Linked DNA regions of Homo sapiens: region 1 is linked to region 2. Evidence: chromatin contacts called from ENCODE Hi-C or POLR2A ChIA-PET data. All regions are on one chromosome and are shown on one strand. Each heading gives the region's core, a stretch centred on a gene start or an enhancer-like site at or near the end of the contact. The rest is flanking DNA. Distances are from core to core; before and after follow the strand shown. Region 1 has its middle 45 kb from the start of DMRTB1. Region 2 holds the start of CPT2 (carnitine palmitoyltransferase 2).

Region 1 (4,182 bases), core at 475-2,974, 220 kb after region 2:
GCCAAAACAGGGCACGCAAGCAGGGCAAGAGTTAGCAGCAGAGACACAGATGACCTGGAGATAAGGGCAGCCCCATTTAGGTCAGGTTTACAAGCAGCTTCCAGAGCCTCTGTAGGCAACAGATGGACCTCTGTTCAAACCCCAAGGTGAAGCTTGGCTCACAGCTCTGCCATTTCCCAGCCGTGTGACCTTGGGCTTGTTACTCAGTTTCTCTGTGCCGCAGTTTCTCATCTGTAAAAACAGCCATTTCTTCTCGGCCTGTTGTGAGGACTCAATGAGTTATACCATTTAAAGGATGGCAAAGCAGTCAGTAAATGTTAGGCATGGTGATTCAGAGGAGTGAAGTGGGCATTTTTCATCTCTTAACTTACCCAGCATCCAAATGTCTTTCCCTCTGTGGGGGTCCCTGTGGGAGGCAGGGCTTACCCTGCATGAAGGAGGCAGAAGGTGGGCCTGGGGGAGGCTTAGGACTTTGATCCTGAGGGAGCGAGACAAAGGTGCCGGGACCCTTCTTGGAGATGCCTTGCAGGGCTGGTGGCCGCATGGGGAAGGGTGGCTGACCAGTGTGGGGGATCAGTAGACTGTCCCTGTGCTAACTTGGCATAACCGCCCTGGCTCCTGCCCGCTGCTCTTCCAATAAATCCCGTTTCTGCTGCATCACCAGAGGCTGCCCTGTGGAATGCAACCAAGAGCTCCAAGAAGAGCCATGCTCAACACTGCTGTCCAATACCACTGCCCTCTGGAATGCCCTCAGACCAGCGAGAAGGGTCAGCTCAGAAGACAGGCCTAAATTCCCCCACAGAATGGAGAATGGCCCCAGACCCTGCAGAAAGACCCCAAGGCAGAAATCCCACACAGGGAGCTCCTTGTCCATGGACAGTCCGGCCACTGGGAAGGGCCAGAGCATCTGACAGATCTTAGGAGAGCGAGACCAGGAGAAGCCACACACAACACCTCTGAACTTGGAGATGGCAGGGGGCTGGCAGTCCAGGGGGCAGGGGAGGTGGCCTGGAACCTAAGGCATGGTCTTTTTGGTTTCTAATCCTCGATTACTGTTTTTCTGCCAACTGCTTTCCTTGCAGGGAGCAGGAGATTTTTCTTCAAGTGGGGCCAGGGTGTGTTTATCAGCTTGTTACAAATTACATGGTAAACACTGAACCCCTGGTTAAGGCAGCCACTGAGTCTCTTTGTTAGATTAATAAGATTACAACAATCTGGGCAGACTTTCAAGTGTTTATTTTCAAAACCTCACTTAGAGGGTGGTAGTCACATAGTCCCAGGCCCGCCTGCATTCCGGGTAGTTGGGTAGAGCTCCTTTCTGTTCCAAGTGCTTATTTCTCCACATGCAAGAAGAGAAAAGGTCATTAACCCCCAGCCTCTGACAGTTTATCCTCACATACCCTATTGCCCATTTTCTAGTCAATAACTTAGTGTTTCTTTTAACACCTACACACTTGTCGGCCTTGTCCCACAGAGGTGTTTTCAAAGCCTAAACTTTACAGTGAGTCATTTCCTGAACACTTCAAAAGCATTTTGGTAGATGGACTGCCCTTCTTTGTAGCTAAGTGCATTGCAGCAAAATTTACCAAAAGTCAAATTCTGTAGCATCCTGTTGACTTGTATTATTGTCATATGGATGGTACAGCTCCCTGGCAAAAACAGGCCACTGCACCCCTTGGTGGCATGAGGGGTGGGTGATGGGGTACAGTGAGGCAAAGCCCGGGGTGGCAGCTGGGGATGGCTCTGCTTACTCATCTTCAGAACTGCCCATCACATGTCTCCCCTCTGGATTCTCCAGACTGCACTGTGGTGAGGGTGCTGTGAGCGTTGTGGGAGTAGAAAGATGACTCAGAACCTCTCTGCCTTCAAAGGGATTGCAGCCTGGCTGGAGCTGCAGGGTCCTCCCACCTCCTGAGCACACAGGCACCTGGAACCTTCACCCTCAGGCCCAGTCTACCTTCCTGACCTGCCACCGCCTCCCAGGTGCATCCCGCCCCACGTCCACTCTCCTTCCCCCTAACCCACAGCCCCAGAAGCTTGGATCCTCAGTCTGATGCTGCAGTTTCCTGACTCCCAAAAGCCGTCTCACCCCTCTGGCCCATATTGACTGACCAATACAGTTCCCTCCAGCTGTCATGCCCTTCCCTCCCCATCCTTCCAGATCCAAGTACAGGGCTGTTCTTCTGGAACTCATCCCTAAGCCCTTGGTTCCCCCATATCCCACAGCTCCCAACTTTTTGCAGGGTTCCGCTCCTGGGTTGAGACTTGACTGCCTCCCTGTCTGATTCCCCCATGAGGCTATGAGCTCTTTTGAGGTATTTCAAACTCAAACTCATCTTTCTAACCTCCCTGCTGAGCTTAACATGTAGCAGCTTTTGGGAATTTAGTAAATGTTAAATGAGTGAATGGATGGATTAAAAAAAATATGAATGAATGAATATGCTGATAGAGATACAAATAATAATAAACTTTATCCAAGGGCTTTTTGTTTACAAATATTTCATGCCCATCAGTATACATGATCCTCATACCTTAGAAAGGTAGTTACCATGACCTGAATTTCACACAGAGGCTAAATTATAGTAACCATAACAACTGCAACATCTGAAGACTGATGTGAATATGCTCTGCTCATCCTAGGACAACTGTGCAAGGGAGGCAGTCATCTTCCACTGTTGGGAACTAAGTTTCAAAAACTTGTCTAAAGCCTGAGCCAGGATTGGAACCCACATCTTGGGACTCTAAAGCCTTCGTTTATTCCCTGATAGCTGTTGGCAGACGGGGATGGAACCCATCCCAGCCAGACAAAGGGGGCCCAGGTGGAATCCTGAAGGGCTGAAGTGAAGATCAAGTGAGGGGCAGATGGGCTGGCCAGTGGGATGGACATGGACAGAGGAGGGGAGGGGCCGGGCACCTGAAAGGCTGTGTGAGGTTTAGGCAGTGCGTGGGAAGTGACCCATGCCAGTGGCCAGGAGGGACCACACCATGACAGGCCTCATAGCCTCTGGGGTGAGGCACTTAATTTTGCCCACAGTGGCTCCCCTGCAGGAGGGGAATGCAACACAGGGGTCTTGGGAATGTTCTTCTGTGTCAGAGAGGAAGAAGCTGGAGGCAAGAAGACCAGTTATCGGATGTGGCAATAATTTGGACCAGTCATAGGGTGACCTACCATGGGTAGTGAGTGGAAATAAAAACGGGGACATGTTGGGAATATTTCCCACACTTTCCCCCACCTCTGTTCTTAGCCCAAAGAAATTTCTCCACTGAAAAAGCTCCCCATGGTGTGTGGGTTCAGGCTACCGTGCCCGTGTGCTCACTGCTCCGCAGCCTCCAGTGCTCCTTTCCCACCTATGACTGCCCATCTGGAGAACACCTGCTCACATGAAACTCCTCCACAGAGCGTCTCCTGACTACAAGTGTGGTGGCGTTAACCACCCCACCTTTGCACCCCTTCACACCTGGTACATACTTCTGTTGTGGCGTCAATGCCAGTGTGCCTTGTCTACACATCTGCCTCCCAGGAGACAGCCAACTCCTCCATGGTTGGGTCTACTTTCCTTCTTGTGTTCCTGGCCTGGAGCAGTGTCTGACACCTATGAAGCAGGGTGTGGATCGAGTGAATGAATGCAGGTCAGCATGAGTGAGTAAACAGATAACGAGCGAGAGGAGACACTCTCCTCCACCCTCTCTCCAGCGATCGGTGATGTCCGATAAGGGTAAGCCGCACTTGGCACTCTCTCTCAGGCCGTGTACTTTGTTTTGAAAAATGCCTTCAAATTAAACGTTGATTTTGTAAAATTAAGGAGTGGCTCATTTGGCAAGTTCGAAACACCCAAAACAAGCAAAAAATGCTTGGGTGGAAAGGGAAAAAGAAGAGGAGAGAGAGAAAGCACGGTTTCGGGCCACTGGTTTACAGGTGCTGTGTTTCTTGCATATGATTGAGGAAAACAAAAACCCAGGCCTGGATGTCGACAGGCCTTCTATGACAAGTGACCTTAGACAAAGTTTGTATCTCACTTCCTTCCATTAGCTCACAGAAGAACCAATGGGAAAAGGCATTGGAAATGGCAAGGAATACCCTAAAAGAGATGTATTCTTATTCTGCCTGGATGGTAAAATATTTCCTTGTGAATTATGTGCCAGCTTTCAATGTGCACCAAAAGAAAAGGAGGATTTTAATAT
Region 2 (4,188 bases), core at 163-2,662:
AGTTGGGCCAGTTGGGCCTTTTCTCCCCTCAAGAGAGGAGGATTCGATATTCAGTGTTTCTGAATTTCATGCTTAGTTCTTAAGCCATTTCCCATTTGCCCTAAGAAATAAGAGCTGGCAGCAAGCTGCGCTGTTTTTTTCTAAACGGGAAATGGGTTAAGCATTTGTGATCACCACTGAATGAGTGCCAGAGCTGGTTAGTGATCTTCCTGTTCAATCCGAGGTCACCTAACTAGATAACAAAGAGCTGAAACTAAAAGTCCGGTCTCCTGACTCCCAATCCAGTACTCTTTCTGGTGTGCTCCAGCTTCTGGCTCTGCTTAGCCAATTATGGAACAGACAGAATGTACTTGGCTGCCCCAAACGGCTAAAGGGCAGTTCTGTTCCCAAAATGGAATTCTGTTGTGCCTCAAGCTAGGCAGCATAATTGTGTGTCTTTTGGTAACTCCCTGTCTTCTTCTGTAAAATGGGAGTAGAGCCTACTTAATCCTGCAGCTACTTCTAAGATCAGGGATTGGGGCGTGGTGGGCTGTTCTGCAGCTGTTTTGTGATGGATGAGGGATGATAGATCTATGTTCAAGTAGCGGAATCTTAGAGTCAGGAGTTGGAAGGAATCTTGGAGGTGGTCTGTGGTGACAGGAAGCCTCTTCCAATAGACTGAACACGGAAGACTTCCTAGAGCCGGAGGACAAGGGTTTCTTTCCTCTTAGCAGTGAGCTTCTTGTTTTTGGAAATGCTCAAGCCAAGAATGGATGTTCAGGCAGAGGGGATTCCGCTCGGAAGGGGCTTTCTGCACTGAAGTGGTGGCCAGCGGGAAACTCCAGGTTTCCAACTCCTGCACAAATCCTTTCTAATATCCATCCACTCAGGTGAGCTGGCAGGGCAGTAGCTGTGCAGGGTTCAGGGTCATTATATGTCAATGACCTTCAGCACGGATTACTAACAACAGTAACATCCGTTACCGTTTACTGCTTTCCTATTAAGCACCATGCACTGTGCATAACATGTTATCTTTATCTCATATCTAGAATTTTGGGAGGTACTTTGAATCATTACGATCTATCTACTTCTTAGGTGAGGAAATAGAGGTTTAAAATTTAGTCCACAGTCTCGCAAGGATGGAGCCTGGATCAAATTTTGGGTTATCAGATTCCAATCACGTTTCTTAGCTTTTCTTTTTTTTTTCCAACTCCAGTTTCTGTCTTGCTCCAAAAAAGGGGAAGGAGCGGCTGCGGCGCTCGGTTTCCCGCCTCCTAGGGAAGGGAAGGGAGACGAGCAGCGCGGAGGCTGGGGCCCCCTTCCGGGCGGGGCCTACTAGTGGGCGGGGCCTGTCAGTGAGCGGCCCCTGCCCGGAAGGAGCCAGTCCGGGGCGGAGCCGATGGCCTTACAGGGGCCGGAAGTGGCCTGCGGGCGGAGAAGTGCCTCAGGAGTCCTGACGCAGTGTCTTGGGCGCTAACGGCGGCGGCGGCCTTGTGTTTAGACTCCAGAACTCCCCACTTGCCGCGTTCTCGCCGCCGCAGGCTCCCGGGACGATGGTGCCCCGCCTGCTGCTGCGCGCCTGGCCCCGGGGCCCCGCGGTTGGTCCGGGAGCCCCCAGTCGGCCCCTCAGCGCCGGCTCCGGGCCCGGCCAGTACCTGCAGCGCAGCATCGTGCCCACCATGCACTACCAGGACAGCCTGCCCAGGTGAGCCTGGCCTCCGGGTCCCCGCCGCCCGCCGCCGTCCCAGGATCGGCCCCAACCTGACTGCAGTCACTCATGACTCCTCTAGTGAACCCGTTTCCGCCCCCAAGCCCCTACCATGGAGGCTGCCACAGCCCCTAATCTGGAAGTCTTGGGACTTTTCACAATCTCCTAGCACAGGAACCTCAGAACCCTCAAATTCTCTTCCAGAACCCCTCGATGCTATCTCAGATTCTCCATCTTGAACGCTTCTCAGATTCCCTCTCCTTTAACCTAACTTCCAGCCAGCTATCCTGAGTCCTCTTCTCCCTGAAAAATGCCAGACCTGCATATTTCCAGCGCCGCTGTAATCCCTCGACTATGGTGTCTCCTGAAGTACTTTAATGACTGCCTCACATTCCTACCCGGAATATGGGTAGGCTGATTCCTAATACATCATGGTTACCATTCCTTAACTTCTCCCAGCACCGCCTTCACCCCTGTCACTCAGGACCCTCAGCCCCACCTCCCATTTCTCCAGTACTCTGTTCTTTCACCCCCCATGAGCCCCCACAAGCACAGCCCTGAAGTGTTCACCCTTGTCCTCAACTGACCCTCCCCCATGTTTTTAAATCTTTAATCTCCTAAATCCAGTGTTCACCCGGAAACCTTTCACTCTCTCCAAGCCCTCCTCAACAGGTTCCTCCCCTCAAAATATCCTTCCTCACCCACAGTACCCCTTGTAAGTGCAGCTCACCCTCACAGAATTCTAGACACCACCCTCAGTACCCCATCCACACTCCATCATACTCAGATCCAGGGTCCACCCAAATTTCTCTTCTCCTCCTCACCACTGGCTACCCTGCCTTCGAAACACTTCACCCAGAATCGACTTCCCCTCTGAAAAGAGCCCTAGTAAATCCTCTTCCCCTTCCCTCCCCCAGTACTTTCTTAAATCCAGCTTCCAGTTCTTCCAGCCTTCGAACTCCGCTTTCGTCTGAGTTGCCAGATCTCCTTCTTCAATATTAGAAATTTTCTTCACCCTCTAAACCAAACCTAAACTAACTTCTAACTTACTGAGTGAGTAACTCAGTTCCTGGAGCCAAGTTCAAAATTTGTCTCAAAGACCCTTCTCACCTTATTTCTCACCAAACTGCCCTCAGGGATTCCCCACACTCCAAGAGCTAGAGGCCAGGCTTCTTCCCCATGTGTGGAACATTGTGTCACAGGCCTCACCCGAGCTGCTGGGTTGTTTTTCTCTGCATCTGGGACCACTTAACCCAACGTCATCACTACATACCCTCACCCTCTCAGGAGGATCGAGTGATTCTTGTGAAATTACATTTTGTGCAAACATCTAAGACATGAAAATGAGATTATCTACACGTGGCAGGAGGGAGGAAGAAAAAGGGGCTTTGTGCCTGTGGCATAAGCCTGGTACATGCTTCCACCCTGTCAACCTGTGTGTATGAGCTGAGCCAGTATATGGGTGAAAGGTGAGGACTGACAGAACCTGTCTTCACTTGCCAAGTTCAGAGTCAGATGGTCACTGACTTTCAGGCAGGCCTGGGCCCCACCCAGGTTTAAGATCAGAGGGATTTTCTGCACTTTAGAATTGGAAAGCTGGAAAGAATATTCAAGATTATTTATTCCAACCCCATCCATAGCACAGTCTGTAGGAATCTGGAGGTACCAATTCAAACTCCAGTTCAAATAGTACCACTAGTCACCTACGCATAACCTTAAGCAACCAACCTCCCCCAGACCTCCATTACCTTATTTGTAAATTGGGAGTTAGATGAGAGATGAGATTCCTTCTGTCGCTCAGATTCTAGACTGGTAAAATGTATAATCTTTCACACTCACTCATTGATGTCACACTTGGTGAAAAGCCCTGACTTTGAGGTCTGGTAGAATGTAGTTGCAGATTCTGGATCTGCAAGTCTTTAGCTATAATTTGGGGCAATTCTGTTCACTTCATTGAGCCACAGTTTTATTTTGGTTTTTTTGAGACAGTCTCGCTCTGTTGCCCAGGCTGGAGTGCAGTGGCCCTATCTCGGCTCACTGCAACTTCTGCCTCCCGGGTTCAAAGGATCCTCCCGCCTCAGCCTCCCAAGTAGCTGGGATTACAAGCATGTGCCACCACACCCAGCTAATTTTTGTATTTTTAGTAGAGATGGAGTTTCACCATGTTGGCCAGGCTGGTCTCAATCTCCTGACCTCAAGTGATCTGCTCTTGGCCTCCCATCTGGGACCACAGGCATGCACCATCATGCCTGGCTGATTTTTTGTATCTTTTATAGAGACAGGGTTTCGCCATGTTGCCCAGGCTGGTCTTGAACTCCTGGACTCGAGCAATCTGCCTGCCTCGGCCTCCCAAAGTGCTGGGATTACAGGTGTGAACCACCGTGCCCAGCTTCACTCCAGAAATTTTTAAGTAGGACTTTTTTAAATCAAATTGCCATTGTCTCTAATCTAGAATTTTGTTTAAAAGGAAGAAGGTAAACTTTCATGAATATTCCTACTGT

What was found. Hi-C counts contacts between places; a loop is a spot of excess contacts on that map. ChIA-PET counts read pairs that join two places held with the same protein, here RNA polymerase II (POLR2A). Pooled maps may share reads with other maps.
Region 1: a loop to region 2 is called in a pooled map, with 7 times the contacts of the local background. The contact joins the enhancer-like site here to the promoter of CPT2 in region 2. A Hi-C loop is called at or near these places in 10 of 50 pooled maps. POLR2A ChIA-PET finds 5 or more read pairs at or near these places in 2 of 52 experiments (CD4-positive, alpha-beta memory T cell and activated CD4-positive, alpha-beta memory T cell).

The regions. Positions count from the first base shown.
Region 1 is chr1:53,411,932-53,416,113 of GRCh38, forward strand. No RefSeq gene overlaps it. Among named protein-coding and RNA genes, the nearest start is that of DMRTB1, 45 kb to the right of the region's middle. Within about 2 kb of position 1,725, at least 8 of the 41 ENCODE cell types and tissues checked have a DNase peak (open chromatin) inside an H3K27ac peak, as active enhancers do.
Region 2 is chr1:53,195,412-53,199,599 of GRCh38, forward strand. CPT2 (carnitine palmitoyltransferase 2) reads left to right here and starts at 1,413. Exons shown (of 5, transcript NM_000098.3): 1 at 1,413-1,684. The coding sequence starts at 1,533. RefSeq lists a silencer at 1,397-1,756.